Linked DNA regions of Homo sapiens: regions 2, 3, 4, 5 and 6 are each linked to region 1. Evidence: chromatin loops called from intact Hi-C (ENCODE). Cell type or tissue: IMR-90. All regions are shown on one strand.

Region 1 (4,000 bases):
TATTTTCCATCTGCATATCTTCTTTGGTGACATCTGTTAGGGTCTTTGGCCTATTTTTTTAATCGGTTTGTCTCCTTATTGTTGAGTTTTAAGAGTTCTTATATATTTTGGATATCAGTTCTTTATCAGATATGTACTTTGCAAGTATTTTCTCCCAGTCTGTGACTTGTCTTTTCATTCTCTTGAACATTTTTTTTTAAACCAATGTTCTCTTCATGGCAATATATGCATTCTCTAAGATGACCGAAGCTTTCTCTATCATGTTCCCTTGACTGTAATTGTTTTTCATACACTCTGTTAGGATTTCCAGGTTTAATGTTTGTCAGCCAACAGTCTGAGAGACTTGACCTTGGCCCCTTATCCAAATGCTGGGGATGCACGCCAGCATAATAAAATGCAAGTGCCATGTCTTAAATATAAAAACCTACCGATTTGTTGGATTCTTTTTTTCTGCCAAGGACACAGTGACAGACTGGCCATGGGCTACACTTGCAGCTATGTGCTCGCTGACACAGGCATATAAAATGCTTTACTAAGTGGCAAAACATGGGAATATTATCTCCGGGTTTCCTTAAGCATTAGAAAAACATGTTGGGGCCGGGCGCAGTGGCTCACGCCTGCAATCCCAGCACTTTGGGAGGCCGAGGCGGGCGGATCACTTGAGGTCAGGAGTTCGAGACCAGCCTGGCCAACATGGTGACCCCCTCGTCTCTACTAAAAATACAAAAATTAGCCGGGGATGGTGGTGCATGCCTGTAATCCCAGCTACTCGGGAGGCTGAGGCAGGAGAATCGCTTGAACCCGGGAGGTGGAGGTTGCAGCGAGCCGAGATCGCGCCATTGCACTCCAGCCTGAGCAACAGAGCTAGATTCCGTCTCAAAAAAAAAAAAAAAAAAAAAAAAGTTGGTCGCCACTCATTTGAGAGTCGTGAAAACAATTTTAATGGGTAACTACCAGTATTTTCAAAACGACAAAAGAGTAGAACAGAAAATAGAAGGTAGAACATGTAATAAAGGTAACGATTGTTTGCGTTTTAAAACTGTGTGTAGACGTGTATTTCTTTTTTTTCTTTTCTTTCTTTCTTTTTTTTTTTTTTGTTGTTTTGTTTTTTTGAGACGGAGTCTCGCTCTGCCGCCCAGGCTGGAGTGCAGTGGCGCGATCTCGGCTGACTGCAACCTCTTCCTCCCGGGTTCAAGCGATTCTTCTGCCTCTGCCTCCTGAGTAGCTACAGGCGCGCGCCACCACGCCCGGCTAATTTTTGTATTTTTAGTAGAGACGGGGTGTCACCATATTGGCCAGGCTGAGTCTCGAACTCCTGACCTAGTGATCCACCCACCTCGGCCTCCCAAAGTGCTCAGATTACAGACGTGAGCCACTGCGCTCGGTCAGTAGACGTGCATTTCTTATAATCAGTTCAGTCAGACAAGTTTACAATGCACACGCATACCTGAAACAGGAGCAAAAGACTGGCGGCGAAAATGTGCGGCCCATCGCAGGGCGAAAGTACACGTTAGCTAAAGCCTCTGGGAAATGAAGTTCAGGAACACCTTCGCGGAGTGTTCTGGGAACGCTGGTCCAGTGTGCCCGCCCGGCGCCGGCGTGCGGGGCGGGGCTCGCTCGTAACGACCGGAAGTGACCGTTGAAGCCGGTTGTAGGCGTGGAAAGAGGTTGGCGCGCTGGAAGTCCAGTTGCTTCGGCTCCCTGCGTTAGGTCTGGTGGCGGTCAATGCGCTTCCGGACCCGGGATCAGAGTGTGTGGATCGCTATAGGGGGAGGGGAGCTCAGGTATCACCATGGCAACAGCCAGCCCTCCGGACTCGTGACGTCACCCTTCTGATTTCGCGCTTAGAGGCCTCTGCAGGAGAAAGCTGGGGAGTCCTCGAAGGGGGCGCACCTCGCCTCCTTCTGTGCGGGGCGGTCCCGCCCTGATCCCTTGGAGGGCTTTGTTCTTTTGTTCTGGCCTAAGGGGAAGTCGGGTGCCGGGCCCCGCCCTGTTTGTCCACCTTCCAGCTTTAACGCTCTGCAACAGGTGTGTCTTCGTGTTATCCGAGCTCGCAGGGGTGTGAGTCACAAGTGTGCACAGAGGGAACACACCAGGTCTGTGGATGCCCCGGCCAGATTCTAGGGTGGGCACCAAGGGTTTTTTGGATCTGAAGCAGAACCCGCGTACCCGATCTCCACTCTGTTTTGTTCATCGGAGTGCCACACACCTCTCTAGTGCTCTCTTGGGGCACTTCTCTTGTGTAGCACCTCTTGGTCACTTTGCAAGACTCTGATGTGTGATTGTGTGACGTATGCTGCTGACGCCATCCTGTGTCTTTTAGGGTAGACAACCTCAGCGTGTTGCAGATTCCCTGCAAGGGGAGTTAGACATCTGAGTCCTAGACCGAGATACCAGCTGAAGGAACGCTGCCTGGCGAACCCTGGTGTTCAAGTTCCAGAGGAACGGGATGAGCTCCTGAGATGGAAGGTAGTGGGGTCGACTTGGGGGAGAGCGGGGTGATGGAGGCTTGAGAACAGTCATGACTGGAGTATCAAATACTTGAGATCAGAGCAGGAGATTTGGAAGGAAGGAACGGTATGCTTAGGGATTAGCAAAGAAACCGAATTACATTGTAGGGAGAGATTCTGTTTTATAGAGAGATACTTGGGAGAGGAGTTTATTTTTTTCTTTCGTTCCATTGGGGAATGAAAAGACATAATCATTCAGAATATCTGTGATCCCCACATGACTTCTGAATATTAAATATTAAAATTATAATCTTGAAGTCAGAAGACATCTTGGCAATTATCCCTTCAATGAAAGAGTCAGTTTTGAAATCTCCTTGGCAGACGGCTGTCTGTCAACCCTATGCCCGAACTAGTGTGGCATTAAACTCGCCATTTTGGGTGCAGACTATTCCCTTGTTGGCTTTCTTTTTTAGTTTCTTATATTAAACAGATGTACTTGTCCCTGTAACTTTTGTGTTGATCTTAGTTCTTAGTCCTCCAAAGAAAAGGAAACTGTCTGTTCTTTCTTTCACACTGCTGCCCTTAAGATATGTGAATTCAGCTGTTACAACTCCTCCTCATAAATTCTTTTCTAAGCAATATAGCCTCACTTCTTTTGATTGGTCTATGTGATGTATCTAGACCTTTCTCTGAAAACTCTCCTGCTTGTCAGCATTTTTCTTAAAATGCAGTGCCTAATGGTAAACATAGCTCTTTGGATGTGCTTTGAAAAGTACCTGAGAGGATAATGTACTACTTCCTTTGACTCGGATTATACTTCCGCTGTTTGGCATTAGATCACATTTGCTTTAAAAACTATCAGTGATGTACTGTAAACTTTAGATCTTTTTTACATAAACTGCAGTGATCTAGATTTACACCATTTTTGTGTAATGGAATTATTATTATCCTTAATGTCATGACTTACATTTATGACTGTTCAATTTTTTGGTCACATGTTTTAGGCTTTCAGAATGATTATGAATCCTAATTTAGTTATTCAGTGCCTTAACTGTCCTTTCTAACTTAATGCCACTAGCGGATTTGATGAATATTCCTTCTATTTCTTCCTACCTGTCATTGAACAGATCAGGGTAAGGATAGAGGCTTATGACATGTCCCTATGGAGTTCTCTCTGCATTGGTGTTGTCTTTACATTCTTTAGGTATGGCTGTGCAATCAAGTTTGGTTTGACCTAACTATTATCATGCAGTCCTTTTTTTGCCTTTGTTAAAGATAATATCATTAGAAGTCTTAACATTATTCATATTAGTCATGTGAATAATGTAGGTTTGGTCCATACTTTTCTTCAATTTTTTGTACTTCAAGTCTTTTTTACAGTGGATTTTTTTATATATATATTCTAAGTTTCTCAGAATTAAATCAGCCAAAGTAGTTTCATTAAAAGCCTTTGTATTTTCTTTATTTTGTGGATTTCTCACAATTTTATCATTAGGATTAACTTTACTGAGCCTCTGTTCCTTGTAATCATAACTTTTGTAGCACATACT
Region 2 (4,000 bases), 210 kb before region 1:
CGGTTAATTTTTGTATTTTTAGTAGAGACAGGGTTTCACCATGTTGGCTGGATGGTCTTTATCTCCTGACCTCGTGATCCACCCGCCTAGGCCTCCCAAATAAGCTCTGCTTTTAACAGTGTACAAAGTTGAAAAGTGCAATTTAAAACATCTAAGATACATTAAGAAAAAGTGTAAATGCAGAACAACGAGTAAATAACTAAGCTCTCTTTTGTGTGAAAAAGAAGAAAAAATAATCAATATAAATGCAGTATTTAAATAAAGAAACCCAGTAGGGATATATGAGAAATTAAGGACAGAGTTTACCTATAGTAGGTGGTGGTGAGAATTGAGCTGATGAAGAATAAAAATGGAAGGAAAGGCCAGGCAGCGTGGCTCACGCCTGTAATCCCAGCACTTTGTGAGGCCGAGGTGGGTGGATCGCCTGAGCTTAGGAGTTCGAGACCAGTCTGGCCAACATGGCGAAACCCCGTCTCTACTAAAAATACAAAAATTAGCCAGACATGGTGCTGCACGCCTATAATCCCAGCTACTCGGGAGGCTGAGGCAGGAGAATAGCTTGAACCTGGGAGACAGGGGCTGCAGTGAGCCAAGATCGGCCCACTGCACTCCAGCCTGGGCTACAGAGCAAGACTCTGTCTCAAAAAAAAAAAAAAAAAAAAAAAAAAAAAAAAGAAAGAAAGAAAAGAGAACTTTTTACTATATCTTTTTAAATTGTCTTTAAAATGTTTCTTTGTATAATAATAAGGTGTTATTTATTTTTTAAAAAACTCTTAAATTAGAAAAATATTTTTAAAGGTATGTATCCTGTTCACATTGGAATAAGCGTTCAGAGTATATAAAACAAAGATCTTTGTCATTGTTATCGTTGAAGTTTTTGAAAATTTTTCTTTCTCACTTTATAATCTTGTTTTCTCTTAGACTGAAATGAAGAAAACGGAATGACCCAGCATGAGTGATACAAACGGTGGGTGGTTTTACATGCGTTTTTTTTTTTTTTTTTGGAAGTAATCAAATAATTCAGTATTTTACTCCAAGAAAATTTCCCCGGGGCAGAGGAGGACAAAAATCACAAAAGCCTCCAACCGTAACGTACCTCTGTCACTGTAAGGTGCCTATAGCCCCTTTGTTTTACGGGTAGGATGTGGGTATGCCTTGGAGGCAGCGGAAAGAAACGTCCCCGTTCAAATTAACCGCTGTCGAGTAAGCGAGGGCGCACCAAATTCACAGATCCGTTTTCTCGGGGCAAAGTTAAGCCTGGAGAAACACACAGGTACACGTTTAGATCGATGTCTGGGTTACTATCCATTCTGGTGATAAAAGCCACAGAGAATACTTGGCCAGTACGGGGATCGAACCCGCGACCTTGGCGTTATTAGCACCACGCTCTAACCAACTGAGCTAACCGGCCGGATGACAGGATGCCTTACTTCCACATTATAAGCTACTATCAAACGGCATGCTTTGTGGAAATTTATCTTCGAATAGATAATCACATTCATTCTGTTTCCCAGTTTTCCTTCACCCGGGCTGGGAGTGGCGGAGCTCCACATTGAACACCAAAGAACCCTGCTTCTTACGGGGAAACAGTTTTTCTTAACCTGCTAATTCTGATCCGAGAAGATTCAAGTCAACGTTTCCAATCGGGGCTTCCTTCCTCCTGCCTGGGGCGAATCCGAAGTTGCATCCAAGCTTGAGATCTCGGCCAGCGGATCGGGGAACCGTTGGACCACGGAGCTGTCTCAAGGATGAAAGGACGCGGCTCCCGAGTGATGGTTGCAGAGTCCTCTCTGTTCTTGGAGACCCTTCCAGACAGGTCGGCTCTTCTCGAAGCCTTCGGGATCCGGAAACTGCACCCTCTCCCCGCCTAGCCTCGGGTGGTTCCTCTGTCACTACGACCCTGAAGTCTCAGCGGCGCTTCCCAGGCCTGTGGCTCCGGGCTCAAGAAAGTCACACACTTGCCGCTGCAGTTCCCGTCCCAGGACAGCTAGTGGCGCTCGGGCGCGGACTGCGGTTCGCTGAGACAAAAGGACGGTGGGGACAGCCTCTCTTGAGCATCTGCCCTCACCTCCTCCCTGGACAGAACCAAACCCCCAAAACAATAATAGGGATTACGGAGCCAGCGTGTTTACGAAGTAAGGGCCATTATTTGCGGGGGAGAGAAATCCTATGATCTGAAAAGGGAGGAGGAGGCGAGGCCCGGATTCGACAACTCAGAGGAAGCAGGCGTGAAACATTTGCCCCTGAGAGGTGCCCCGCTTCCAGACGGAGCCTGATGCTCTTGCTGGCAGGTGACAACCCAGGAAGGGGCCACTGGAGCAGCTAATTCATGATTTACTGTCTGTTTTTTGACAAGTTTCTACTTTCCCCCTCTTCCTACCACGACTGTTTCTGTTAGTTAAGGGTAGTAATATTTTCAAAAGTTAATTGGCCTATGTACATTTTAAATGCCCTCCTTATGCCCTCCCCCTCTATTTAGACGTATATGCATACACTTATTTATATATATAAATTGTAAAGTCTTATCTTGGATATGCACTATTAGTATATGTGTTTAATGCTTTATATTCATGTCTTCGCCTTAGAAATGAGAATCATATCCTTTGACTAGACAAATTTGCCATTTATTTTCTAACTTTACATTTCAACTCTTTGAATATGAAAAATTAAAATTAGTTTAACATCATAAATAATAAATCACATTTTCGTGTCCTTCAGCTCCTTTCACTAAAGTTGCACTTTTTTTTTTTTTTTTTTTTTTTTTTTTGAGACGGAGTCTCGCTCTGTCGCCCAGGCTGAAGTGCGGTGGTGCGATCTTGGCCCACTGCAAGCTCCGCCTCCCAGGTTCACGCCATTCTCCTGCCTCAGCCTCCGGAGTAGCTGGGACTACAGGCGCCCGCCACCATGCCCGGCTAATTTTTTGTATTTTTAGTACAGACTGGGTTTCACCGTGTTTGTCAGGATGGTTTCGATTTCCTGACCTCGTGATCCACCCTTCTCGGCCTCCCAAAGTGCTGGGATTACAGGCGTGAGCCACCGTGCCCGGCCCTATTTTATTTTTGTTTATTTAATTAATTTATTTTTTGACAGAGTGTCGCTCTGTTGCCCAGGCTAGATTGCAGTGGTGTGATCTTGGCTCACTGCAAACTCCGCCTCCCGGGTCAAGCGATTTTCGTTCCTCAGCCTCCCGAGTAGCTAGGATTACAAGTGCGAGCCGCCACGCCAGGCTAATTTTTGTATTTTTAGTAGAGACAGTGTTTCATGTTGGCCAGGCTGGTCTTGAACTCCTGATCTCAAGTGATCCGCCCGCCTCGGCCTCCCAAAGTGCCGCGATTACAGGCGTGAGCCACCGTGCCCGGCCTGTACATCTTTTTAATCAACTAGTAGATGTCTTCGTTTGTTTTGTTCTGTAGTGAAAATGCTCAAAGTTTGTGGCACAGATTATTATTATCATTGTTGTTTTACTAGGACACTTGTTATGGTAAATGATTCCTGAAAGACTGGGCCACATTTAGACTTACTTTGACCTCAAGAGACCACCGTAGGCATCAGTCACTTGCTTTTTGTCATCGGTCAGTTCCCTAGGAAACAGACACTGAGATGGCGATTTGTGTGCGGGAAGTTCATTGGGGACGCTCTCAAAATCAGCATCTGTGAGAGGGTGAGGTGAGCAGGACTGAGAAAAGACAGAAGCTGAATTCAATACAGGCGCAACATACGTCCAGCCCATCTCACAGGTGTATATAAATCTGGAATGGTCCTTCACAAATGTCCTTAATTATAGTGGGGAGGCGGGAAGGGCAGACCTATATATTCCTCCATCAACAGTCATGGGATTTGAGCTGCTCCAGTGGTGGGGTGTGACTTGGAGCAAGTGACTTCCCTTCCACTGAAGGTAGGTTCCAGAGTCGGACCCAGACATGAGCCATCAGTAGTTAATATTCCTGTAGTTGAGGAATGAGTGCCACCACCTGGGCGTGGGGGGCCCGGGTGGTGAATC
Region 3 (4,000 bases), 190 kb after region 1:
ACAGAAGCCTAGTATCAGACTTCTGAGCAGTAATATAAAAAATTAGATCAGCATTAAAAAATAAAAATAAAGTGTGAACCAAGAATTACATAACAAGCCAAGCTAATCTTCAAGAATCAAGATTATGGAAAATAACTAGGGAGGCTGAGGCAGGAGAATCGGTTGAGCTCAGGAGGCGGAAGTTGCCGTGAGCCCAGTTGTGCGATTGCACTCCAGCCTGGGCATCAAGAGAGAGACTCCGTCTCAAAAAAAAAAAAAAAAAAGATAGGACGACAACTAAACAATATCCTTTTTTCAAATTAAGGTATTAAGTGTTACTTAATACCCCCTCTAGCAGGTGGAATTATCTTGATGACTGCTTGGGTTCAGCGGTGACGATCTACAGTTTGTATTCAGACATATTTGTTGCGTTCACAGCGTTCACAGATGATTGATATAAATGATGAAAAGCTAACACCCACTGTGGCCCGTTCGGGGATCCAACCCGCAACCTTGACATTATTAGCACCACGCTCTAACCAATTAAGTTAACCGGCCACGACGCGAAGTTCACTTCCCTCTTAACAAGATATAAAAAAATAAACGATTTTTTCCCTCTTCAACTTTTTTTTTTGAGACGGAATTTCGCTCTTGTTGCCCAGGCTGGAGTGCAATGGCGCGATCTCGGCTCACCGCAACCTCCGCCTCCCGGGTTCAAGCGATTCTCCTGCCTCAGCCTCCCGAGTAGTTGAAATTACAGGCATGCGCCACTATACCCGGCTAATTTTGTATTTTTAGTAGAGACGGTTTCTTCTTGTTGGTCAGGATAGTCTACGAACTCCCAACCTCGGGTGATCCGCCCGCCTTGGCCTTCCAAATTGCTGGGATTATAGGCGTGAGCCACCGCGCCCGGCCTCAAGCAATTTTCTCATTCGAGTTCAAAATGGATCATAAAGCAGCGAAGACAACTCGCAATATCAACAATGCACTTTGGCCCAGGAACTGCTAATGAACGTACAGTGCAGTGGTGGTTCCAGAAGTTTTGCAAAGGTGAGAAGAGCCTTGAAGATGAAGAGTTGTAGTGGCGGGCCATGGGAAGTTGACAAGACTAATTGAGAGCAATCAGCGAAGCTGATTCTCTTACAACTACGAGAGAAGTTGCCAAATAATTCAACGTCGACCATTTTACCGTGCGGCATTTGAAGCAAATTGGAAAGATGAAAAACCTTGGTAAATGGGTACCTCATGAGCTGAGCGAAAAAAAAAAAGGGCCGTTCTGAAGTGTCTTCTTCCTTTATCCTACGCAACAAGGAACCATTTCTCCATCGGATTGTGACGTGCGATGAAAAGTGGATTTTATACGACAACTGGCGACGACTAGTTCAGTGGTTGGATCGAGAAGAAGCTCCAAAGCACTTCCCAAAGCCAAACTTGTACCAAAAAAAGGTCATATTCGCTGTTTGGTGGTCTGCTGCTTGTCTGATTCACTGTAGCTTTCCGAATACCCGTGAAACCATTACATCTGAGAAGTATGCTCAGCAACTCAATGAGATACATCGAAAACTGCAATGCCTGCAGCCAGCATTGGTTAACAGGAAGGGCCCAATTCTTCACAACAACGTTGACTCGACTGCACGTCGCACAAATAACGCTTCTGAAGTTGAGCGAATTGGGCTACGAAGATTTTCCTAATCCATCATATTCATCTGACCTCTCACCAATCGACTACCACTTCTTCAAACATCTCCACAACTTTTTGCAGGTAAAACGCTTCCACAACGAGGGGATGCAAGCATTTTCTGTCCAATCCCGAAGCACAGATTTTTACCCTCCAGGAATAAACAAACTTATTTCTTGTTGGCAAAAATGTGTTGATTGTAATGGTTCCTATTTTGATTAATAAAGATGTGTTTGAGCCTAGTTATAATGATTTAAAAATTCATGGTCCGAAACTGCAACTACTTTTGCACCAACCTAAATGTTAATTTTAACGAATTGAAAGTATGAAGGAAGAAACACACTGTGGATAAAAATATACTAAAAAGAAAAACATATTAAAAGTTATTAGGTTTGAGTATATCCAAAGAATCCTCCTTTCATTCTGCTATGGATTGCTGCACAGAAGAGAAAGTTTTTTGGGGTGTACTGGTTAGCACATCTGCCTACAAGAAAGGGGTCTCAGATTTGAAACTGATTAAAGCCATAGCTTTTCCAAAAAGATTTCTCACTTTATCGAGAAATACAAATATTCACATTCTCTAAATGCCAAAGTCTTCCCGTTCTCTCTGTTGTTCCAAACTTAAATATGAAAAGTTTTCCCAGTTCTTCTGGAAAAAGGACTCTGCCAGATTGGGTCTAGGCCATTTTGTCATTTAGGCAAAAGGTGCTGTTAAGTCTACATATTACCATTATACACACACACACACACACACACACACACACACACTCTGTGATCCTTCTCTGAAAACACTTATATGTTTTGAGGTGTTAATTTTGCCCACTTTGAAAACTAAAATAGGTAAACAATTTGTCAAAAGATAACATGTGTGTTTTAAATTTATATGGTTAATAAATCAGTTCCTACATTCCAACATTTAATGTCAATTATGATTTATGGAGTAACTTTATTAAATTTGTGCCTCCTTTCACCTTTACTGTTTGTTTTTGCACACTTTTAACTGCTGCATGATTTATCACACATTTTGGCCAAGATTCTTCCCCTTAGTGAGTTATGTCTTTATTCACAGTAGGAGGAAAACGTGATTCTACAGAAAAATGTATTTTCATGTATTTTATGATATTAAAATAATAGAGTGACATTAAATTTTAATTAAATAATATTTTATAATGTGACATATTATAAATTATTATAATAATAAATAATATAAGTAATAAATAATATTTAATATTAAATATTATTTTTAATAAATAATAAATAAATAATGAATAATTATGACATTAAAAATAATAGAGTACTCATTACTAATCCATGCACACATCAGTACACAATATAAATATATAAGAAAATACAATGAAACTGAAACTATGGTAGATTAACAGACTGCAAAAATTAGTGATGAGCTCACAAGTACACCAATAAAAATGTACACACCCATGATAAATTGGAAATGATACTTCCAAGGCACAGGGAAGCTAAACGCATTTCTCTATCCATTCATCCATTGGTGAACACAAGAATTCCATATCTTGGCTGGGCGCCGTTGCTCACGCCTGCAATCCCAGCACTTTGGGAGGCCGAGGAGAGCCCAGAAGTTCAAGACCAGCCTGGGCAACATGGTGAAAACGCGCCCCTACTAAAAATACAAAAAAAAAAAAAAATCAGCGGGGTATATTGGCATAGGCTTGTAATCCCAGCTACTCGGGAGACTGAGGCACAAGAATCGTTTGAGCCCGGGAGACAGAGGTTGCAGTGAGTCAAAATCGCACCCTGGGCGACAGAGAGAGATTCTGTGCCACCAAAAAAAAAAAAAAAGAAGAATTCCATATCTTGGTGGTATGCAGATAATCTCTTGGACATACTGATTTCACTTCCTTTAGCTATATACCCACTAGAGAGTTTGCTGGATCATATGGTATCTCTATTTTTAATTTTTTGAGGAACCACAATACTGTTTTCCATAATAAATGTTATTAGTTCTTTAAATAGTTGGTAGAATTCACTAGAGACGCTACAGGTCCTGGGCTTTTCTTTGATGGGAGATGTTTTTATTGCTGATTCAATTTCCTTATCTACTATTGGTATGTTCATATTTTCTGTGTCTTCATGATTCAGGCTTGGTAGGTTGTGTATGTCTAGGAATTTTTTTTTCATTTTTCCCAGTCCTTATCCTGCCTGGCAGACAACTGGACACACTCGACTCCCGGGCCCTCAGTTTCTTCCCTTCGAGCACCGCCCAGCACAAAGAGCGGGCCGTTTCCAGGGTTCAATCCGCTGCCTCCCGGCTATTTTCTTGTGGTAATTTTCTGCCTCCCAAGAGATGGAGATCACAGAGCCTTCTGC
Region 4 (4,000 bases), 1.5 Mb before region 1:
AGGCAAAAAAGAAGTCTAAAGTCTCCCAAAAGTCTAAGCTGGGCTGTCCCACTGAGTATTCATTCATTCATTCATTCATTCATTCACTCATCCTTTCATTTATGCATTCATGCAACAAGCATTGGTTGAGCTTCTACAAAGTAGCAGACCGTGGGCTATCAAAGACTACTGAGACTCAGCCCTGCACTTAAGGCATTTTGGAGGAATGCGGGAGACAGATTTTAAAAATTTAAGCCCATGGTTACAACTGAGGGGCAGTGCCAAGATACTCGGAGGTTGTTCTAGAGGCATCTGTAGGTATCGTACAATGAATAAATAAGACTGTAGAAAGTAGATAGTATATTTTTTCTTTTCTCTCTTTTCTCCCTTTCAAACCGTGAGACTAAAATTCAATTCACCTTTTCGTGGGCTGGAAACGAAAGAAAATAAAAATCTCCAGGAATAACCATATTCCCAGATCAGTATACTGCCCTGCCCCGAAGGATGGAAAGAAATCTGGGAGAAAGGCGCGGTGGAAACAGTGTGTGAGCCCTACCCCTCCCATCCCTGCGTTTGGCCATCCAAAACAAAAAAACTGCCCCTGCAAAATTACTTTAAATCAATTAGTAAGTAGAAGACAAGAGAGACCCCAGGTGGATCGAGTATCCATTTTTTGTTAAGTAGGGTTCCATGGTGTAATGGTTAGCACTCTGGACTCTGAATCCAGCGATCCGAGTTCAAATCTCGGTGGAACCTTTCATTTCTCTCCTTTTGCCTTGTTTCCGATAACCTTGAGCGTGAACCTTGCTGCTTTCAATTTCAGTTTCATCACTTTTATTTTTGATGGTTTCTGGCCGTGAGGAAAAACATGTAATCTGCGGTCCCAATAACCTATGAGCTCAGGGCCAGTATGTAATGATGGAGTCTGTATACATGTCTTTCTATTCCTACCTAGTCTAGTTTCCTCCCAGTACGCCTCTGGGTGAGTGCTCATGTGGTAAATGAATGCGCCTTTTAACGAACTGACCAAAGCGGGGCAAAACGTGATTCACTACTAAACAGCGAACAAGACTGAAAAGCAAGGGGGCAGACCTCATTGAGAGTGTATCATTTTAGTTAGAATAAAAAAAGTTGAGGTAGAAAGAATGAAAACACAGAAATGGCTGAGAAAGTAGAGTAAAAGGAGAATAAGATAGTTGTGTCAGAAGTGGGATTCGAACCCACGCCTCCATTGGAGACCAGAATCCTCAACACGAGGAAGCCAAGCTTGAGTCTGGCGCCTTAGACCACTCGGCCATCCTGACACCTGGGACACTTACCATCGCAAATTAATATAATCTTCGATTGTAATGAATGCGTAACCAGCGTTAAGTCATTACTACGTTCGCGATTTAATGAAAGAAATGGAAAAGGAAATTCCTACAAGTGAACAAAACGTTCTATTTAAATGGAATCAGGAACCGTGACTCAGCTTGCGAGGCTCTCCTACCAATTCAGGCTAGAATTCAGCGTTTCTCGCCCTTCGCCCCCTTCTTACACTTCCCTGCACGCCCCGGGTACAGGGGCGCGAGCATCCTAACAACCCAGCCGCGACTCTGCCTTGAACAAGAAAGAACACATAGCATGACAAGAAAAAACACATATCCATGACAAGAAAGAACACATAGCACGGGGGCTGTTCCCGAGATGCTGCTTAGCAAACTAATCAAAGAGCTCAGCAGGGAAGAAATGAGCGAGGCAATGTAGACCTGAAGCGAAGCAGGAGAGTTAGCGGAGAGTGGGGGATGAGAGCGGTTCAGGGGTCTTGAACATGAAAAATGACTGTCGATGTGAGTAACAGGAGTTGACTTGGTCAGGAGTTGAAAGAGGGTGAAGTGCAGGGGTGCTAAACCAGAGTAGCATGAAGGAAGTGTCAGCACTGAGCCGAAATCCCCAGATCTCTTCCCTCACCACATTCCCAGAACTAGTCAAACAGGCTCATCTCCCCTCCCCCTACCTCTCCCAGGAGGTTGAAGGAGTATGTCAAGGGAAACTGGGATAAAGTTTTCCAGAGATAAAGAAAGACAGATGAGATATCCAAGTCAATTTACAAGGAAAAAATAAAAATTAAAACAACGACAAACACTGGTATTTGAGGATCTCCCAAAGAAATGGCTGGGTCTCCATAGAATCCCCAAAGACTCTGCAGTCTACAGGCTTGGAGCAGGTCCACAGAGCTTCCAGAATCAGGTGTTTAGTGCCTTACTTAAAATATGTACGACAACCAAGGATAATCAGGTGGTTGTGAAAATATTTCTACAATAAGACAAGGACGAATACAAACAGAAGGGGGCAGGAAGAACCTAAGAGGAAACAAATACAATGCAGGAAGTTGGATTTTTTAAAAATTATAATTAATCCTCGGGAAAGTAAGAGAAGATACTGCACTCATGAAACAAAAAGGAGGGGAGTTCTTAAAATTATTAATAATATTATGATGGCTGGATTTTTAAAAATTTCTTTTTTTTTTTTCTTGAGACGGGGTTTGGCGCTTGTTGCCCAGGCTGGAGTGCAATGATGCAATCTCGGCTCACCACAACCTCTGCCTTCCAGGTTCAAGAGATTCTTCTGCCTCCAGAGTAGCTGGGATTACAGGCATGCGCCACCACGCCCGGCTAATTTTATGTTTTTAGTTAAGACAGGGTTTCTCCATGTTGGTCTGACTGGTCTCGAACTCCCAACCTCAGGTGATCCGCCCGCCTCAGCCTCCCAAAGTGCTGGGATTACAGTTGTGAGCCACTGCGCCTGGCCTAAAATTTCAAAATAAGGTTGTAGAAATCTGGAAAGTTTGGGGTGAATGATGGAAAATAGCAAAGAATTGATAAGAAAATAAAATGGTGTATAATAGAAGATATGCCAACAAACTAACAGGGATTCTAGGAAAAGAGGAGAAAGTGGAATAAAGGAGATAAAGATGTAATATAAGATTATTTTTCAGAACCAAAGACCTTAAGTCTCCAGATTTAAAAGGCCCACCAACTACCCTGCATAGGGTGTGGCAAAGCCCCACAATAAAGCTTGTCATTGTGAAATATCAGATGAATAAAGTGAATATCCTAAATGTTTCCAGAAGGAAAACAAAACTAAAAGATTGCACAGAAAGGATTATGAATTAGAATGTCATCTTTTTTTCTCCACAGCAGCACCAACACCAAAAGCTGAAAGACAATGAGGCAATGCCTTCTAAATCATTTCAATAAAGGAAAATAGTTTCCACAACTAGATTTCTGAACCCAGCCAAACTATCAATCAAATGTGAATGGACATTTGCAGAACATTATCTCCCAAGTACCTTTTCTCAGAAAGCTTCTGGAGAATTGTCCACTAACTAGGGAATTAAACTAAGAAAAAGGAAATATGAAATCCGGTGACTGGGGACCTAACACAGAAGAAAGGTAAAGGAAAAAACTCCGGGGCAACTGCTGAGCTACCAGGCTAGAAGGCAATCAGTCTACGGTGGAATAGAAAAAAGAGGGCTAAACGAGGGTTGTTTCCAATGGGGGAAAATGGAACTGACATACTGCCTCATGCATTTGACGAGAAAATAGTGTCAGAAAGCTGGTTTTGAATTAGGAATAAATATTTAGAAAAGTAAGCAAAGAACAGGAGGCAATTATTAATCCCAGGAAGAACAAAAGGTTGTCAAAGAAGGTAATTATGGTATACCATGGAGCTCAGCTGTGAAAAATATTACAAAGTCATAATGATGAAAACCATAAATATTAATTTATTAATTTAACTAAAAATTATACATATGAGGCTGGGCACGGTGGCTCATGCCTATAATCCCAGCACTTTGGGACGCCGAGGCAGGCGGATTGCCTGAGGTCAGGAGTTCAAGACCACCCTGGCCAACATGGTGAAACCCTGTCTCTATTAAAAATACAAAAAAATAGATGGGCGTGGTGGCGGACCCCTGTATTCCCAAGCTGAGGCGCGAGAATCCCTTGAACCTGTGAGGCAGAGGTTGCAGTGAGCTGAG
Region 5 (4,000 bases), 310 kb after region 1:
CGGCTAATTTTTGTATTTTTAGTAGAGACGGAGTTTCACCATGTTGGTCAGGCTGGTCTTGAACTCCTGACCTTGTGATCCACCTGCCTCAGCCTCCCAAAGTGCTGGGATTACAGGCGTGAGCCACCGCACCGGACCTGAAGCTTCCTTTCAATGTGTAGGTTGAGTTTGGAGTAACTGACAGGTGTCAGGTAGTGAGAGTTTGGTATGTGATTTGTGTGTTCCACTTAATATTTCAGACACAGGTTGTTTAGGGCCACTTAACTGAAATGTACCTGAGAACATATTTGTTCCTCTCTGAGCTTTTAGTAAGCGTAGAGCAAGAATAACACTATGACATGTAATATATAAATCTTAAGATATTTTCAGCCTTCTTTGAATTTAGTTTGCAAGAAGGAGAGAATACTGTAGTATTCAAGTTTGTATTTTTATACTTAAACTTTGAAGACATAGCTTAATCAATTGTTTACAAATTTTTCAATAGCAGCATTCCAATTTTCAGGATCCTTTAAATATCAGTTTTCTTAGAAGTGAAGCTGAGGCTTGTGACAATCTCTTTTGCTCACATTCCTTTGAAAGTAGGTGGGAGAGAACTGCTATGAATAAAATGAGAAAGCAGAATTCAGATTTACTCTGAAGTATAAATGATTTCAGGCACAGTGCAGGACTACTTTTACAGCAGTGAAAAGACTATGACTCTGGTAGAACTCTGATAATAACATTTGAAATCTCTTTAGATAAAACTGAGAAGCCTAATGAGTAGGCCAGTGCTGTAGAGGGTACACTTTAGTTTATGAACTGCAATGCCACTTAAGATTCAGGAAAGTCTTCATTCATTTGTGATTTATTTCCTCGAGATATCATTGAGTCCCTAGATCCTAGATGCACAAATAAGACAATTCTTAGGGTCATACAAAACAGAAATGGTGAGAATATAAATTGCACTGTTGCTCTCTTGTTTTCAAAAATCAAAGTGAATCAGACTCCAAACAAAATGCCATGACTTATTAATTATTTGCCTGACACTGATAATCAAAATCTATCATGTAGCTGAAAATGATGGCTATCAAGGTTAAGAGGCTGGAGACTGAACGTCTACAACAGAATTTGAAATGTTACTCTCTACTATGTATTACAAGATTTTTTTTTTGTACAACTTGTATATCCCCAGTCTTACCTGTCATCAGCAAACCCATTGCTTTTTACCAACAGAAACTTTATTAATTTTTCCCTTCATCCCAACCCTTTCATATTGTGATGCAGTTACCTGCAAGGGACTCTCCATAATTGTGCTAATCGCTCAATACGGATTTCACAACCTATAAATTCCTTAATGCATTTTCAACATATGTATTTGCAACATACTATTGAAAATATAAAATTGAACACGTAAGGCCCCGCTGGGATTCGAACCCAGGATCTCCTGTTTACTAGACAGGCGCTTTGACCAGCTAAGCCACAGGGCCCCTGTTGGGCATATGTTCAGATATATCGTATTTATAACATTTTTGTAAAATGTATCAATTTGACAAAAGTGTACTTAATTTTGTGACAAAGAAAGCACATCTGTGTTTCTGAACCAGCAACAAAGCAGCAATTCCAACACTAAAAAAAATACTTTTCTTCAATGCAAGATTTCAGAATTTATTTCAAATTGAAATGAGTGAAATTTCTATTTCATGGTGACTATCTCCCCCTACAGGAAATATTGGATATCGCAACATATTTTAAATTTATTTCTCTGTTCGTGCATTCATTCTGTCCACAAATGTTGAGTCATTACTGCATTTCAGGTACTTTTCTAGGTATTGGAGAAAGAACATTGAATAAAACAGCAAAATTTTCTTCCATTATTGAATTTATGTTCTACAGGGAGATAAAACAACAACAAAAAACACCCCAAAACAAACTAACCAACTAAAAAAATCCAACAACAAACAAAAACACAAGTGATATGGAAACCAATCTCTTTACCGCTGGGTTATAGAACCCACGACACTACCTTCTGAGCTAATTCACTGCAATTGAGTAAAACCATTATGCTTCCTTCTATTTTATCTAATCTGGCACAAGAAAGTGAGCCTAGACGAGGACACAGTGATGTCGTGGAGATCTGTGGTCACCCTGCTTCCCACTTACCCAAACTAGGCACCTTGAGACCCTCTGTTTCAAAGACAGCTTTGGTCTCAACAGGAGATCTGCTGTTAGAAACAATGAGTTAGGTGTACACAGGGAGTTCTCCTGGATGGATATCTTTGCTTCTGTCATAGTCTTGTTCTGCTCATTTGCCTGCTGGGTTAAAATAGACTCAATTTCTAGACCCACATAGATTGTAAAACTGCGTGGATGATACAGAGAAGTAGAGAACAAAGTAGAGTACAATGTGATAGCCCTCACAGGATGCTGTGGGAACCTCTCACTTGGGCCTCACAGAGTTGCATGACCTTTTATCTCAGGTTCTTTGTCAGTTTAATGAATGCAGAAGGAGTCATGGAATGTTTAGCTGAATGCAGCTTAGCATGGGGAAAAGCAGATGAAACCAATATCCTGAAATATTTAAATAACTGCCTGGTGCTTTGCATATGCATTCATTAAGCATCCACAAAATGCAAGACCCTGGAAAGATGAGAAATTACTTAGGTTGAGGTTGAGTTTTTATTTTTTAACCAAGCCTGGTGTTGCTTCTGATTTATTTCCTGTGGGTCATGAACCTCTACTCACTACCTAGCTAATCACAAAGCCAGGTTATACCAATTTTTCAGCTTTATTGGCTGAGGTTTTTTGTGAAGCTTAGTTATGTATTCCCCGACTTCTGTTTCTCACTGACAGGTGTTTCATAAATCTTGGTATGTGTAAAACCCTGGAAGAAAAGCCCTTTGTTTCTCCTTTTGGAAATCTTTCCAAGATACAAGCAGACATTTCAACATAAAGTAGGTGCTGGAGTGGTGTGGCTACAGATAGATTGCTGCACCCTTGAGAGAAATTAACACTACGAAACCCCTGCTTAAAGTGTTTCATCCGGATTTCTGCTGACATTAGAAGGAAAGTTCTTTTCCTGATTCCCTGACTTTTGGGGCTATTCTTTCTAGAACCTACCTTTTCCCACAACATCTGTGTCTTCCCTAAACTTATGGCCTATCATAGCAAACATTTTGGCCAACATCCGCCTTATAAAAAGCCTTGCTCAGATCTTCAAATAAGCCTCAATACTGAGGACAGACAAAACCCTTCTTATTATTGTTAGAACTACCTTATCAGCATCAAAGAAGCACAGGATTGTAGTCAAGTTAAATAGATGCTGAGTCTGGTACCAGTCTTTGCAATATTACTACTGCATGAAGGCCTTCCACCACTTAAGTAGCAATGATATTTATTTATTTAGCTCCAAAAATGGCTTATTTTATTATTTTGTTTGTTTGTTTGTACCTTACTGAGCTAGTGCCATCATGCATTTACCACCCTTAAATCTTTAGAACAATCTTAGAAGGTGGTAACTTTCATTAATTTCCATGGAGAGATGAGAATGATAAAACATAGAAATATTAAAAAGTCATTTCAAGACCATGAATGCCATAGGTAGAGTAAAACAGTTTTCTTTCTGAAAATGTGGTTGGCAGACTGTGTAAGATACTTCCATACCAATATTAGTGCATTCATAAAATGCAAGCTTTTAATCTCACAATTCCCCTGTTTATACCAGATTTCTAGCAATGCTCACTCAAAGCTGCAAAACATTATTGTGAACCAGAGAACTTCACACCTCTAAGATAAACATGTGCTTTGCACTGAGTATCATATGGTACACGCCAAGCAAGCTCTCTACTTTTCGAGCAAATCATACAGCATGGGTTTTATTGAGCCCTATTACTCACTTGTCACTACAATTTTATTCTGTAATAGATCTAGGACCCTAGCTCTCTCACTAAGAGATAGCCTCTGAGTCAGAGTCCATAGATTTCTGCTACTCAGGCCAGTAAGATCTGAGAAAATGTGTTCTGGA
Region 6 (4,000 bases), 180 kb after region 1:
TCTTTCCACCTTCATATGGAGAACCTTTTACAGTTTAATGATCGTGCCCAGCGCCCGTGTGTCCAGTCTTGAGTGTCATCGTTCCTCCGTATCCATTCTAGCTTTCCAACTACAGTGAATTTTTTTTCTCCCCAAGCTCCATGCTCTCCTTCTCATTTTCCACCCTCAGCACTCTTTTAACTCTTCTCTTTGCCCTCACTTCACCTGCCTTAGTTCATTACTCATTCCTCAGATCTCATGTTAGGCCTTACAGTCCTTCTTACTGAAGGCTAAGCAGCTGAAAATTGAGGCGGCGGGGTGGGGTGGGGGGAATCCTTTTTCTGCTGCCAATGTATTTCTTTTCTGTTTCTGCCACAGAATTTTATCCCAATATTATGTATTTTTATGCTTAAAAACGCTATCATAACTGACAGCAACGGAAAATACTTATATAAATTGAAACCTCTAATTTTTTTTTTATGTCCATTGACCATAAATCCCCAAGAGTTTCACCGTTTTTCTTCTGGTTTGAATTACCTTTACATTCAATGGTGGCACACAATAACAAACACAAATCAACGATTTTGGTAAGTAATTTAGAATACACGAAAAGTAGAGTTGCATTGGAAATGCATCTTTTAGTGAAATGGCTGTTAATATTTTTTTCTCCATCAATTCATTGTCCGCGGATAAATACTTCTTATAGCCGGAATAAGAAAGGTTCAGTGGAATTAACAACAAAAAGATCAGTAGATTGTGGTTTTGAATAAGTCCGAGCCTTCCAAAAGGTGTTTTTATGATTATTTAAGGTGCATTATTTAAAGTGGAATCTTCAACACATTCTCATTACGTTTATCTAAATTTAATAAATAAATTTTAGCAATAAATAAAAGTGATGGCGAGCAGGAGATTTGGGAGGACGTAAAATATATAACTTTACGGATATCCATATTTGTATTTGTATTCATATTTGATAAAAGTCCAAGAATTTTCCTACGAGTCTCAATAATTGTAAAAAAAAATGAAAACACTAACTTTCCATGGCCCAATATGTACGTTCCGTTTTGTTAAAAATGGAATGTTATTAGTCGGAAGTAAATGAGGAATTTGTCAGTTCCTTCATAAAATCGTGTAAAATACGCAATTGAGACACACATCTCTGTGTCTTGTTTACAGAAGACTTTGGAGACACCAGCATTTCCAGTTGTTCTGTCACGGTAAGATATTATCTAAAAGGCGAGAATGATTTGCAGGGGAAGATGGAAGTAGGGAGCATTCACATCCCATAGGGAGCTAGTGCGCGGTAGGGGAGACACATATGGGGAAATGTTTCTTTGTAGCCTCTAGGATCTCGTGGTCTCCGGCCCAGCAACCCTGTCGCTAAGCTTCTCGGCTGCACCGGGCGCTGGCTTCTCTGACATTCCTTAGCGCAAGAGCTTTTTCCTGTTCACATTCCCTGCCTTCTCTCCTCGCTCACAGCTTTCTTCTTTCGTCCCCGCCTCTCTCCAAAACCAAACCGCCCCAGCAATTTCCGGGTGACTGAACTTCTACAATCTGTCTAAGAGGGTCCGAGCTCTGAAACCCCTTCTTCAGGAGCTTGTCCATGCCCAGACGGAAATGCCAAGAAAGCCGAGTTGCTGAGCGCCCAGCAATGAGCTCAGGGAACCCTCACTAGGAAACGCTGCGGGAGGTTGGTGGCTGGGGAGATTGGCGGGGAGAGGGCGTAGAGTAAACTCTGTTATCCTGGGAAAGGGAGTCTTTTCAGCTCATTTCCCCCTCTTCTCTGTCCAAGTAAAACTTGCTTGTGCAAACTCGAAACAGCATCTATCTCTATTGACTATTGACTATCGCCAGTTGTATCTTTCCCGTCACCTGTTCTATCTGCCCAGCCCTCACAAGTTGAGCTTCTATCCCCTTGTGGTCTTGTCTGAGGACAGTTTTCTCTCGGCTTCGGCGACTGTCACCTCTCCCAGACCCATTTAGTGGGTAAGTCCTTTCCTCAGTTTCCATCCCAGCTTTTCTCTGTTCGTGACTATCACCAAATTTCCTTTCTCTCTTCTCACTAGCCTCCTATCTATTGTCTCCTCACTTGTTTGCAGATCTTTTCTGGAGACTTTGATTTGCAGTTCCAGCAGGACTCGAGCGACTGCCTCGTGCATTTCCTTTTGAGGCTTCTCTCTTTTTTCTCCAAAGAACAAATTGTGCGCAGCAAAAAGAAAGTTATTATTTGGTTGGCAGCTAAAGATACTCCGCTCAAGAGATGTGACGTGGAAATACCAGGAATAAAATTTGGTCGAGTGATTTGTATGAGCAACAGTATAGATTGTGGAGAGACGATGGGGATTTGACTGCAGAGGACTAAATCCAAGGTTCCACCGAGATTTGAACTCGGATTACCGGATTCAGAGTCCAGAGTGCTAACCATTACACCATGGAACCTGAAGCTGAACTAGCATTTCCTAAAGTCATAGGTGACCTATTTCTCCACTTTAGGTTCCTTCCCTCCGCCCCATAGTTTGGGTGATGGGTGCATTCTGCTTTTCCTCTTGGAGGATTAAGTCAAGAAGACGCTTACCTGCCACATGCCTACATTCAACACCTTTTACACCACAGTCTTAATGGAAAACGTTGACTTCCAACTGTCAGGAGTCCTCTAATCCTAAACCACTCCTTTCAAGTGCTTTAGGAGCTTGGCGCCCCGGGCCTCGGCCTCTATTTCATCAATGGTAGACAAGTGAGATTGTTAAACAAGACTGTGTGCCAGGTGCCAGGCACACAGTATGCCAGGTTACCGTGTGCCAGTTTTTGTGACAAGTGTTTTCTATTGTTACCTTACCTGTGAGGCTCACAACCACGCTGTGAGATGGGACCCATAATCTCTATTTTACAGGTGAGAAATTTGAGTCAGATACCTGAGATGCTTTACTCCTTTTCGTTATAGATCTAATTATTTTCTCAAAAATCGTTTTTACCAGGGTAACATGTAGCGTTTTTAAGGACACGTTATGGAAAGATTTTACCGAAGTCACAGGGGAGCCACTTTGCTGTTTACAGAAAGCTGAAATAAATGCACTTGAACTACTGGGTTAGAGGAAGATCCCAGCAACCCTAGGATAGCAACTCAGGGAAAGAAGGGGAAGGGTAGACAAAGGTCCCTCTGGAGTTTCCCAGGACAGTGCATAGCTCCCCTGGTCCTTCCACTGCCCTTCACCAATGAGAAATATGTGCAGGGTAAACTTCCAAACGGACACAAAGAAAACTCCCTGCTTCTCCCTCGCATATCCCTTTGTGACACACACAGGAGCCCATGTGAAAACACAAACACAGACACACACACACACACACACACACACACAGAATCGGTTTCTGTGAACAAAACAAAACAAAAAGTCTGTGTTCCTTGTTTAAAGTGATAGCTTCCTCACAGGACAATGTCGTCTGTCAGTTAAATTCGAAAGGGTTTTCAGAGACACATATCCACAACCTTCTAAGGATTTATTCTCTTTATCTTGTGTCTCTACAATTTGAGAAAGAAGGTAGGTTTCAGGACTAATTTGGAAGGAAAATCTGAAATCAAATAAGCTTTATTTTTTTAAAAAAAATGCCAGTTATTTTTCCACTCCTTGAACTCTTCCCCGCCCCCCCCCCCTTTCATTAAGCAGGCTCCCAGTCTTGGAGGTCTCTGCTCTGAACAGCTTTCTGTCCCCAACCCTTATTCCTGGAGGAAACAGAAAGAACATTTAAAAAAAGAAGAAGAAGAAGAAGAAGATTATTACCTGGGGAGATGTAGCATTTCAGATGATTCGGAAACGAACTTAGGTTCTAGGTTCGTTAAGAAATGGGGACGGTTAATTTGAATCATCTTAGAGCATGAAAACCAAATTTCTCGAGGGGGGAAAAAGCCAAAGGCCCGTACGGGGATCGAAACCTCGACCCTGGCATTAGTAGCAGCACGCTCTAACCAACTGAGCTAACCGGCCGACCGCAAATCTGTGCTTTTGTTATTCATCTCACCCGCATC

What was found. Hi-C counts contacts between places; a loop is a spot of excess contacts. Peaks named below come from ENCODE experiments on the same cell type or tissue, not always from the same donor. Only the 100,000 strongest peaks of a DNase experiment are listed, where the experiment ranks them.
Region 2: it touches region 1 in a loop (2.6-fold over the local background); 23 of 110 quality-filtered maps call a loop at or near these places.
Region 3: a loop joins it to region 1, with 3 times the contacts of the local background. A loop is called at or near these places in 11 of 110 quality-filtered maps.
Region 4: it touches region 1 in a loop (5-fold over the local background); 8 of 110 quality-filtered maps call a loop at or near these places.
Region 5: it touches region 1 in a loop (2.8-fold over the local background); 41 of 110 quality-filtered maps call a loop at or near these places.
Region 6: a loop joins it to region 1, with 6 times the contacts of the local background. A loop is called at or near these places in 11 of 110 quality-filtered maps.

The regions. Positions count from the first base shown.
Region 1 is chr6:27,470,757-27,474,756 of GRCh38, reverse strand. It overlaps ZNF184 (zinc finger protein 184), which reads left to right and starts at 1,652. Exons shown (of 6, transcript NM_001318891.2): 1 at 1,652-2,028; 2 at 2,324-2,469. The coding sequence starts at 2,463. It overlaps LOC105375001 (a long non-coding RNA gene), which reads right to left and starts at 1,633. Exons shown (of 2, transcript XR_926664.4): 1 at 1,448-1,633. RefSeq lists enhancers at 1,641-1,800, 1,861-1,960, 1,981-2,070, 2,401-2,530. In IMR-90, no CTCF peak of the experiment used is centred here; DNase peaks (open chromatin) are centred at 1,606 and 2,316; H3K4me3 peaks cover 2,270 bases; H3K27ac peaks cover 1,503 bases.
Region 2 is chr6:27,685,599-27,689,598 of GRCh38, reverse strand. TRI-AAT2-1 (tRNA-Ile (anticodon AAT) 2-1) reads right to left here and starts at 1,411; the gene lies at 1,338-1,411. RefSeq lists a silencer at 1,165-1,444, an enhancer at 1,605-1,684 and a cis regulatory region at 937-2,325. In IMR-90, a CTCF peak has its summit at 1,985; DNase peaks (open chromatin) are centred at 1,278 and 1,968; H3K4me3 peaks cover 1,284 bases.
Region 3 is chr6:27,280,622-27,284,621 of GRCh38, reverse strand. It overlaps the pseudogene TRI-AAT10-1. Among named protein-coding and RNA genes, the nearest start is that of TRV-CAC2-1, 2.3 kb to the right of the region's middle. In IMR-90, no CTCF peak of the experiment used is centred here; no DNase peak of the experiment used is centred here; H3K4me3 peaks cover 420 bases; H3K27me3 peaks cover 2,001 bases.
Region 4 is chr6:28,938,336-28,942,335 of GRCh38, reverse strand. It overlaps TRL-CAA1-2 (tRNA-Leu (anticodon CAA) 1-2), which reads right to left and starts at 1,283; the gene lies at 1,179-1,283. It overlaps TRQ-CTG1-3 (tRNA-Gln (anticodon CTG) 1-3), which reads left to right and starts at 664; the gene lies at 664-735. RefSeq lists enhancers at 368-937, 1,509-2,078. In IMR-90, a CTCF peak has its summit at 2,296 (motif pointing right); DNase peaks (open chromatin) are centred at 695, 955 and 1,285; H3K4me3 peaks cover 2,536 bases; H3K27ac peaks cover 818 bases.
Region 5 is chr6:27,159,737-27,163,736 of GRCh38, reverse strand. It overlaps TRT-AGT6-1 (tRNA-Thr (anticodon AGT) 6-1), which reads right to left and starts at 1,466; the gene lies at 1,393-1,466. In IMR-90, a CTCF peak has its summit at 1,692 (motif pointing left); a DNase peak (open chromatin) is centred at 1,326.
Region 6 is chr6:27,293,851-27,297,850 of GRCh38, reverse strand. It overlaps TRQ-CTG5-1 (tRNA-Gln (anticodon CTG) 5-1), which reads right to left and starts at 2,418; the gene lies at 2,347-2,418. It also overlaps the pseudogene TRS-ACT1-1. In IMR-90, no CTCF peak of the experiment used is centred here; DNase peaks (open chromatin) are centred at 2,350 and 3,900; H3K4me3 peaks cover 1,961 bases.